Linked DNA regions of Homo sapiens: region 1 is linked to region 2. The links are chromatin contacts, found by Hi-C in ENCODE. All regions are on one chromosome and are shown on one strand. The core of a region is the stretch at or near the end of the contact, and the rest is flanking DNA. Distances in the headings are between cores, read along the strand shown. Region 1 holds the start of SLC25A27 (solute carrier family 25 member 27). Region 2 has its middle 31 kb from the start of ENPP4.

What was found. A loop is a pair of places that touch in the nucleus more often than their neighbours do. Pooled maps may share reads with other maps.
Region 1: a map of gastrocnemius medialis shows a loop between it and region 2 (2.8-fold over the local background). The contact joins the promoter of SLC25A27 here to the enhancer-like site in region 2. A Hi-C loop is called at or near these places in 1 of 168 maps with a recorded cell type or tissue (gastrocnemius medialis) and 4 of 50 pooled maps.

The regions. Positions count from the first base shown.
Region 1 is chr6:46,648,800-46,654,267 of GRCh38, reverse strand. It overlaps SLC25A27 (solute carrier family 25 member 27), which reads right to left and starts at 1,293. Exons shown (of 9, transcript NM_004277.5): 1 at 970-1,293. The coding sequence starts at 1,075. CYP39A1 (cytochrome P450 family 39 subfamily A member 1) reads left to right here and starts at 1,450. Exons shown (of 12, transcript NM_016593.5): 1 at 1,450-1,862. The coding sequence starts at 1,686. RefSeq lists silencers at 856-955, 1,386-1,475 and enhancers at 1,136-1,265, 1,496-1,545.
Region 2 is chr6:46,096,186-46,101,476 of GRCh38, reverse strand. It overlaps a transcript of CLIC5 not described here. Among named protein-coding and RNA genes, the nearest start is that of ENPP4, 31 kb to the left of the region's middle. Within about 2 kb of position 2,561, at least 4 of the 41 ENCODE cell types and tissues checked have a DNase peak (open chromatin) inside an H3K27ac peak, as active enhancers do.

The sequences.
Region 1 (5,468 bases), core at 44-2,543, 550 kb before region 2:
ACTAACATTTACAAATGATAACGCATCAGAACTGTTCTTTTTATTTTTTTGTAACAGGCAAGAAAATGTAAGGGTAATCTTAAAATACACAGTTAAGGCTTCACAGGAAACACATGAGTATACTACTCACAAAATCCTTGGAATAAACGCTACTTGCTCATTCAAGGGCATCATCATTCCACTCTAGATGGCCTCTTAAAGTTTTTTCTTACTCATGTAGGCAGATGTAACTGCTCTTCTATGCTTTTATGACACCTAATAATATCTTCATTATAACAAGTAGCACATTATAATTGTCTTTCTCTGTCTCCCCAGCAGCCTGTAAGAAGGTCAGAACTGGGTCTTTTCAAATATATATCCACAGTCCCTGGTATTGTAGGAATTATAAAAATGTCGCAACTAATGGGTGTCCTGCCTTGGGTTTAGCAATCATATATTATTGACTTCTCAGAATCCTGCAAGGTAAACAGTATAGATGAATTACACTCAAAGAGGTCAAGTAGTCGATGCTCTGTGAGTGGCAGGTTAATAACGGAAGTCCCACAAGGTAGGTCCACAACTTGGACCCACAAGATAATGACAGTGTGGCTGTGTAAGACTATAAACCACAGAGATGATCTCAGTAAGGATGGAAAACAGATTACGTTTTTAAAAAGGTCATCCTCATGAAAAGGAAAATGATTCCTACAGAGGAATGACAGCTCGCGAAGCTTCTTAAAGTACAACATTCAAGCACCACAGCACATGCCTAAGGGAAGCATTAGAAGAGATTAGAAGGAAAAGGCCGTGGAGACCTCAATCCCTCCTCCTCCCACCGCGGGCCTGGCCTCCACCGCCACCTCTGCCAGGCGGGCATGGAAGGGGCGACCTCTCCGATGCGCACTGCCGGGCGCGAAGCCGCCCGCGCACCCTCCCCCAGCGCGGCGCGTGCCACTGGCCCGGGAGGCCCAGGCGTGGGCAGCCGGGTACCTAGCTCGGCCACGGTAGCCGCGCAGCCGGACAGTAGGAATTTGCTCGCTCGGGGCCATCTCTGGGTCAGCGGCAAAAGCCTCTCCTCCTCCTCCGGGACGGACATTCAGCAGTAGCGCAAGACGATAACGCACTCCTTCTCGCCGCTGCGCTGCACCGCGCCGCGGCGGCCGCTTCCCTGCCAGGGCGGCCCCTTTTCAACCGGCGAGTGGCCGGGTGAGGACCATTTCCCTCGTTCGGCTCGGCCGGGTGGACCCGCAACCTTCCTAGCAGTCCCAGCTGGAGTGGTCCAGCTGCCCCTTACACCCCAGAATAGAAAAACACAGCGGAGCCCAGGAGGTTACTGGGCAATGTAGTCCGCCGGGCTCCGCTACGTCTCTGATTGGCCGGCCGCGGGTCCCTCTGCGGCTCCGCCCCCGGCCTCCATGGCAACGCGGCTGGTTCTCGCCCGTCAGTCCTAGCCCGGCCCTGCCCCTCCTTGCATTTTTTCCGCGCTGGCTGAGATTCAAAGAGAAGTGGAGGTGGGAGGGAGCGACAATGGAAAAATCACCTGAAAACTGGGACAGAGGAAGGAAGCTACAGTTACGAAGGAGAGCTGCAAAAGTTGCAGCAGAAAGGTTGGGAGTCCCGACAGGTTCCGTAGCCCACAGAAAAGAAGCAAGGGACGGCAGGACTGTTTCACACTTTTCTGCTTCTGGAAGGTGCTGGACAAAAACATGGAACTAATTTCCCCAACAGTGATTATAATCCTGGGTTGCCTTGCTCTGTTCTTACTCCTTCAGCGGAAGAATTTGCGTAGACCCCCGTGCATCAAGGGCTGGATTCCTTGGATTGGAGTTGGATTTGAGTTTGGGAAAGCCCCTCTAGAATTTATAGAGAAAGCAAGAATCAAGGTATGTGGTCGTGGCAGACGGGGTCTCCAGAGGAGACAATGCTTTCTTTTTTAAACTTTCTTTCATTGACTCTTAAGTGCAGGGCTAGAACACGGGGAACATACCTGCTTGCCTCAACTAAAGGATCTAGTCATTTCTGAATTCCTCTACTAACAATTAACAACAATATCCTGTGCAAAATTTTGCGAAAGAAATGAAATACAATTGCAGCGTGCATCGACATTTTTGGAAGTAGAGATTAACTTTTCGTATTTTTACTTCATCGAAGTTAAGTTCCAAATGTGTATGTGTTAAGTAAATGTTTTCAGTAATTGGGAAAGATAAAGTGTAATCCAATTTAAGTTTGTGAAAATGAGTAATTCGTATCCAAATTGGAGTTAACACCAAAGTATTGTACAAATTGCTTGCACAGTTGGTCCGTACACAATAAACAGGCTCTGTATTTTTAGCTGACGTTGTTATTTGATGATGATGTACTCCATTTTCACTACGGCCTGAAGAGACTAGTAATCCTCCTTGTAGTAGATGTTTTTGTCTTGAAAGTATCTTTTAAATGTCTGAGCACTTTAAGGAACAGACCTTTATTAATGTCTTTTAAGTTTTATTCAATTTCCAGTCACAAATATTTTATGGTATTTGATTGTCTAATAAATTTGTATGATATTATAATTATTCTTATGAATTATAATACTTTCTGTGGTGACCCATTTTCCATCTGGTTAGCCCAATTTGTAGAATGAATTTATACGTAGTAGCATTATTTTACCACTGATCATTTGCCTTCAAAATCTCTGAGATTCCAATTTAGTAAAAAACATATAGAAAATTAAAGAGAACTAAGATGAAAATAAAAATAACCCAGAATATCACACCAGCTGTACTGTAAAAATTTAGTGTATTTATATTATTTTGGTCATTTTCCTATGTATTTACAACTATTTAATGAACAACAATGGAATAATAGTATAATACTCTTTTATGTGCTTTTGATTTTAACATATAATGTGAATGACTTTCCTGTACCATGAAATACTTTGAATCTTCCTTTTATGGCTATATTTTGTCATAGGAGGATACAATAGTTTACTTAAATCTCAATAGTTGGGTTTATAGGTTGCTGCCAAACTTTTTTCTTTCAGCCAGTGCTTCAGTGAACATTCTTGCGTGTTTGTGTGCATGTATTGATTGTGTGGTTGTACATTTTGCAATTATCTGATTGTTTACTCAGAATAAATTCCTAGGAGTAGAATTGCTGAGTCAAAGGACATGCACACTTAAATTGTTTATATGAATGTGTTACTTTTGGAAAAAGAAGTATGAATATGCAATTTTTATTTTCCATTGACTGTATGCAATTGCCTAACTTCTCAAATCCTGGGCCATACTGAATACCATAATTCTTTGCAATTTTTGCTAGTCTGATAGATGAAACATTATATCTCCTAAAGAAATACTCCTTTGTCTCCCACAGCCTTCCTTATGCATATGATCTTGATAATTTTTAAGGAACTGTTTTTTTACAAGCTTGTGTCAGAAGGCTAAATATTTGTGAGGTCTCTATTGCTTTCCTGACTAAACAAAACAAGTTATTGCTGGACTCTGTGTCTCACACCTGTAATCCCAACACTTTGGGAGGCAGGGGTGGGAGGATTGCTTGAGGCCAGGAATTTAAGACCAGCCCGGGAGATATAGCAAGACCTCATTTCTACAAAAACTAAATAGAAAAATAAAAAATTTAATCTGGTCCAGTGGCACATGCCTGTAGTCCCAGCTCCTCGAGAGGCTGAGGCGGGAGGATTGCTTGAGCTCAGGAGTTCCAGATTCCGGTAAGCTATGATTGAGCCACTGCACTCGAGCCTGGGCAACAGAGCGAGACCTTGTCTCTTAAAAAAAAAAAAAAAAAAAAAAAAAAAAAAAAAAAGAATATGACTGCATTATTTGATGTTTTACTACTAAAAGCTTTTAAGGTTCACTCTTGTCTTTTCTTGTACCCTTAATCTGGGCAGTATGATAAAAAAAAAAGCCAGAGTGCTCCCACCTTTGGTGCCAGGGGAGATTCAAATCACACAAACCTCAACCTTCATGCAGGAAGGCTCACACCAGCCTACCCCCTAACCACAATGAAACCCTAAGACCTGTCTCTTTTCACTGTTTTCTCAAGTCATTTTCAGATCAGCTTGAGAGGACTGCCCTTCTTTCCCCAGAGAAGTCTCATTGTGTATGAAATAAACCTCTTCATACCCTCTCAAGGTGTGTATGTGTGTATGTGTGTGTGTGTGTGTGTGTGTGTGTGTAAATGTAGTAATTGTCTTAACATCCAAACCAGATCTTGGGTGGGGGTCCATTCTGAGTTTTCGCAGTGGCTGCAACAGGTACTCAGTAGACTTGATGCGAAATTGCATCTAAATGGCACCTGCATAAGACACTACTTATGGCGTATTGAACCTTCAAGAAAAAACTTCTAAAACTCCATCATTAGCTAACACTCTCAGCTTCTCATGCTCCTCTAGAAGACTGAGAAGAGACAACTTTGGTGACCACAAAAACATCTTCCCATTATTTTTATTTAATCTTTGAATAGATCATGCATTTATACGGTTCAAAAAATTGTAAATATAAAAACTACGGGGAAAGTCCCTTCAACCTCTTTTTCCCTTCCACCCAGTTCTCACTCCTCACTCCCAACCTTGGCAACTGTAATTCATTTCTTATATATTGTTTCATAGTTTCTTTAACTGTATACAAGCAAATAGAATTATAGATTTTTATTTTCCGCCTTATAAGCAAAATGTGTCATATTATTCACACTGTTCCTATGTCAGTAGGGATTTACTCTTTACATATTAGTACCATATAGAACTCCTAATTCTTTGAAGATGCATGGATATGGCTACATTTATTTAATAAGTTTCCTCATCGATAGACATATGGTAGTCAGATTTCTAAGATAACCTGCAATGATCTTGCAACGATTCCCTTGTGTAATCACTTCCTTTTGAGTGTCAACAAAACCTAGTGACTCACCTCTAATGAACACAATATGGCACAAGTGATCTGATGTTACTTCTGTGATTAGGCTTTCATCTTGATAGCAGACTCAATTGCCTTCCTAGTTTGCACTCTTTGATGATGAAAGCTGTCATTATAGAGAGGCCTACAAGGCAAAAAATAGAGGGAGGCCCTGGCCAACCCCAGTAAAAATCAAAAGTCTTCAATCCAGTAGCCTGTGAAAAACTAAATTCTGCCACCAACCGTGTCAGCTGGGTAGTGAATACGACTACCTGAGTTGAGCCTTGAGATGGCTAGAACCCAATCTTTAGTTACGAAATTCTGTTACAACAGAAAAACCCATATTGCAAACCTGATACTTTGTACTTTATAATTGAGACAGAAGATTTTGTTTATGCTTCAAACTGCCTGGTTATATCAGTCTTTTGTTTATTAGAATTTACCATTTTTTAAGCATGAGACATTGATAACATTTCTGGCACTCTGAGAGAGTTATTTTAAACATGTAATAGTATAGACAATCTGCAGCTATCTACAAGTATCTATTTGTTGACACAATGGAAACATTATTTGTTTTTTTTTTTAACTTTTACCAAC
Region 2 (5,291 bases), core at 1,312-3,811:
CTCTGCTCAGTTCATCTGAACACATTCCACTTTGTAGAATGAGATGTCGCCCAATTCTAGAATCACAAATAAAAGCCAATTAAGGTCTTTAAATTTATTGTAATTTTGTCTTTGAACAACATATATGAAGTTTTAATTACCTGCTTAGTTATAGGTAGCAAATTTGAAACACTCATTCCTTTCCCAAGGACATGATGAAGTGATCAGATTATTTTATACCCCTTTGAACAGCTTTCTGAGGCATGTTTGTATAGGCTTCTTGGTTACTTTAGAAACATTCTAAGCAGCAGAGCAGTCTTACAACCTGAGTATTTTCTATCTTCGCAGATTCACGTGTCTGGATTTGTTGACTTAGTGGGTTGGCACAGGGTACATGCAGACCCCAGGTCAAATGAGTACTGAGATTTTTCTCTTCTATGAGATGTATTTCAATCCCCTGAAGTTTCCACGGGAATTCTTTATTTCATGGTGGATGAGGTCGTATGTCCTGTCCCATAACTGTCCTGCCACCATCACCTGATTTTCAACCATAACCTGTTTTTGGTCATGCTCTGAGCCCCCATTTTTTCTGTAACCTCCAGGTGGTGTTTAAGCTGCTGCACCCCATTGAGGGGTTAGTGGTAATCGCTCTGTGGTTCCCTCTGTGTGCACACGAATAAATTTGTATGCCTTTTCTCCAATTAATCCTGCCTTTTGTGAGTTGATTTTTCAGCGAAACTTCAGAGGACAAAGTGGAAGTTTTCCCTTGGCCCCTATAATTCTTTCATATTGCCTTAATTTCTTACATTATGACTATATTTATGTATTTCTTATATAATTTAAAATAAAAGGTATATGATTAACATTAGAATACAATGATGTTCATGAATGGCACCCATCCACTTGAGCCCCAGTAAATTGCTGCCCCTGTGGTCTTAGCACTAAGACCGGGGAGTGGCATTTCGGCTGGGAGGGTGTTTGCAAATCTGTAGCTAGTGTAGCTCCTGCAGCTTGTGCCAATGCGGACAGCGTCATCAGCCATCCACTGACCCCACCAAGGTGCAAGCAGCCCCAGGGCAAAGTCAGGGAGCTGCTGGATAACAAAGGGCAAATTCTATAACTTTTCCAATTCTCAGTTTTTTCATCTTTAAAATGGGAATAAAGGCAATGATAGCAGTCCCAGCTCACTCATAGAGTTTTAGTTTGTTTTTGTTTTTGTTTGTTTGTTTGTTTTTTCCTGGCAATATCCTGCTTGATATTTCCATGCATTGCAGCTCTGACCTAGTGACTGAAGACTGAAACAAGGTAAAAGGTCAAAGGCGGATGATGAATGGCTGGAGCCAAACTGGGATGAGTTAACTAACTGATACATATCATAGTGACCTAGTTCTGCCTGGCATCTTTGCAGAACTAAAACTGGGACCTAAATAGCATTGTTTCCAGGAGAAGAAAACTGGTTGGCAATTTGTCAAAATAGTAGAAGCGAGGTCTCAGCCCCGTTTTTTTTTTTTATGGCCTTATGAATTTTAAGTAACCTCAGGAAGGCATTGGAAGTTTTCCTTGAGATAGAAATCTCTCCCTCTGTCCTTTTCAAAGCCTCCATGGACAAAATACTATCAAAATGATCGTTATTCTGCCAGTCATGTTAACAAGGAAGTGTGCATTTTAATAATTTTTCATTCCTTTTCCCCAGAGAGATAGACACAGGGAATGCCAGCTCAAAGGCCAATGTATCCACACATCCACCCTTAATTAAATAGGTGGGCAAGAGTATACATTTTGCAATTTAAAAAACTATTTTACTACAGAACTAGATTCCTACTTTTTCTGGGTTTAAAGACACACATGGTCTTAGCATATGTACATACATATATAAAGTGAGTAAGGCAATCTAGAAATGTACACAAAAGAAAGTAAAATTCTTCCCCAAACTCACCACCAGGAGATACTGCAAATGACAGCTTTGTGCATGTCCATTTCTGAAAAGTATGTTTTCCTTTATATATATTTAAATTTTTTTCCAGTACAAATACATCAGGGAAGCCAATGGCTGTCTACTGTTTCACTTGCTCAGTGTATAGTAATAATAGACAAAAATACTTTTTTCTCCCTTTCAGAAAGTCCTGCTTTCAAGGGAGGTTGATTCTCTGTTACCACAGTCGGGGGCTACATTGATAGAATTATTCCACAGCATTCCTGAAAACTCGGTCTGGTAATTTTTCTGCCCTTTTCACTTCCTGCAGGTCAAACATCCTAAAGACCAACAAGAGTTTTGACATTTAGGCTCAACCCCTATTCTGGGGGAGTGCCTGTACACTTAGGATTCAGTGGGACAACCTCTCTACCTTCTTCCCTCAGTTTTGTGTGTTGATTATTACTGGCCTGACTTTTTAGCCATTTTCTGTCCCTTTCTCTAATAAGATAAAACTTGGTGTGGAACCTACCCAGTAAGTTTGGTGAAGTTTCTAACCATCTATGAAGTAGTGCCTTCTGTGCTCCCTTCTACCCCCACCCCCGCAGCCAGTGCTGGTTCCCCACACCTGGTCACTAGGCTCTGTAAGCTTCTCAGGGCCAGCCAGTTCTGCGCTGGCACCAAGCCAGTCTCAGCAAACAAAGAACAATCGGCATGTTGTTCTCAATCCAGTTCACACTTAAAACCCTCTGGGCCAGGCACAACCTCCCTCCACTGCCCTCAGACTCTTTGACTTTCTGATTGACTGGGTGGTGACACCTGGGCTGGGGAGCAAAGCAGTAAGGAGAGGCAGCAGAAAGCAATAGTTATGCTTCCGTTGCAGAAGCACCTTCCACTCCCTGTCCAGGCTGGTGAAGATCTTCCATGACATTAATCCTTGCAAAGGCTATGTTTCCTCCCCACCTCCAATAGGTAGAATAAGTGGAAGAAACGCCAACACAATACTGATTGTTTTTTCTTTATTTGATTACTCTAAGGCTGCTTTTGAAATATCAAATGTGAAGCTTTTTCTAAAAACATATTTTGTTGTCTGCCCTAAGCACATGCTTAGCCTGCCTATAATGTAAACCAGCTATGGTGGCCAGACATACACACATCAGAATTTGGGAAACTGGTAGCATTTTCATTTACTAGTAGCATTTTCACTTCAATTTCAATAACATTCAATAATAATTAATAATTTCTGCCAGTGAAATCTTACTACTGGAAATCCAAAACTGATGTTTGTTCTACTTAAATGTAAATTTCTTGACCCATCACACTTTGATAAGTATTGCTAAGAGGTGGAAGAAAAAGATACCTACAAAACTTAAGAAACTTTGCCCTCAATAGCATATTTTTTAAAGTAAAACTTTATTTTCCTTGCAGTCCCTTTGAAGATGTTTTAACTTTTAGAAATCGAAGACCTAGTTATGTGACAAATATTAAAATCACCAGGAGAGAATTTTTAATGTACCATTGCCCAGGCCTCCCTCCTGCACACTCCTCCATGCTGAGTTGCCATAGGGTGGCTGTCATCTCTATTGCTTTAAAAGCTTCCCAGGTGATTCTAATATGAAGCCAGCTTTGAGACCCAGTAAGAAGACGTGTGTACACCCCATCAGATGGTCCAGGAGAAAATAATGCAGTGACTAACTCATCAGTAGTTTCCGTCTGTCTTCCATTAACAAAAACGGTTACCATTTCAGATTAACTCAGCAAAAAAAAATATGAATTAAATTATAACAGAAGGTACTAGAGATACCGATATAGAGAATTGTAGATATGTCTAGTAAACTATGTCCATGTATGTTAAATCTTAACTATCAAGACATTTCATTAGGGTACTTGTGAATCATGTATGGCCTGGAATGGTGAAATTCAAGTCTTGGAGTATCTCTTTCATACTCTTAGCTACTCTAGTTGCCACTGGCAACCTTAGACCATGTTGATTTGTGTCCTTCAGGAGGCTTAAGCCTCTGTAAGTAACTGATGGTCCAGCATAGCCAGTATTTCCAGTCCTTTGCCACAATTGCTCTCAGTGTGTCTGAACACAGCTTTTTCCCTGCACAGGGGTTGAGCAGCAGAGATCTGCCACTGCCTCTCCAAATGTACATCAATGGCATCTATCCCAAGCTGGGGTCAGGGCTACAGATACAGGCAGTAGTATCTCCTCATTGTTGTTGTTTTTTTCTTTTAGACATTGTATTATGAAAAATTTCCAGCATACAGAAAAGTTGAAGAACACCCACATGCCTGCTACTCAGATTCTACAATAAACATTTGCTATATTTGTTTTACCTACATATCTAGTCATCCATCCATCCATTCATATTATTTTTAATGCACGTCTTATTTTTTAATGCACTGTCAACTACAGACATCAGTACTCTTCACCTCCAAACATTTCAGCAACATATCATTAACGATAGTCAAAAATTTGTTTAGAGTTCCTTTTGTTTTAAATAAAATTTATAAAGAATGAAATGTGTAATTCTTAAGTGTACTATTCTTTGAGTTTTCACAAATGCATAGACCTATGTAACCTAAAGTCCTATGAAGATGTAGAATATCCCATCCCCCTAGGAAGTTCCCTCATGGCCCTTCCAAATAATCTCTGCTTACTCTGGTTTTCAAGTAACCACTGTTTTGCCTTTTAACAAACTATAGATTTGTTTTGCCTTCTATAGCTTCATATAAAAGAAATTAAATCGTATAGTAAGTACTCTCTTGAGTCTGGTTGTTTCATTCAACATCATGCTTTTGAGATTCACCCATGTTGTTGTTGTTGTTGTGTATCAGTAATTCACACATTTTCATTAGAAGTCTTTGGTCCAACATTAATCAAGAAAGACTCAAGGCAGGACCAGAAGCAGCTTGCAGCCAGCTAGGCCACAGGAGTATGCTCTCTTGCATCTCTCATATGTTGGAGGCCAGCAGCCATGTCATAAGGACACCAAGCAGCTACATGGAGAGGACTAGGTGGCAAAAGTCTGAGGCCTTCTGCAAACAGCCATATGAGCAAGCCCTTTGGAAGAAGAGTCTGTAATCCCAGTCAAACCTTCGGATGACTGAAGTCCTATCCTACATGACTGCAACAGCAAGAGAACCTGAGCCAGTGTTCCATGGTATAGAAGTAGTAGCCAGCATTGCACGGTGTGGATATACCACAACTTATTTATCCATTTGCTAGTCAATAGACTCCTGGGATATTCTCAGTTTGTGGCATGATATGGTTTGGATCTGTTCCCTGGCCTGGATCTCATGTCAAATTGTAATCCCCAGTGTTGGGGGTGAGGGCTGGTGGGAGGTGATTGAATCATAGGGGCAGATTTCCCACTTGGTGCTGTTCCATTGCGAG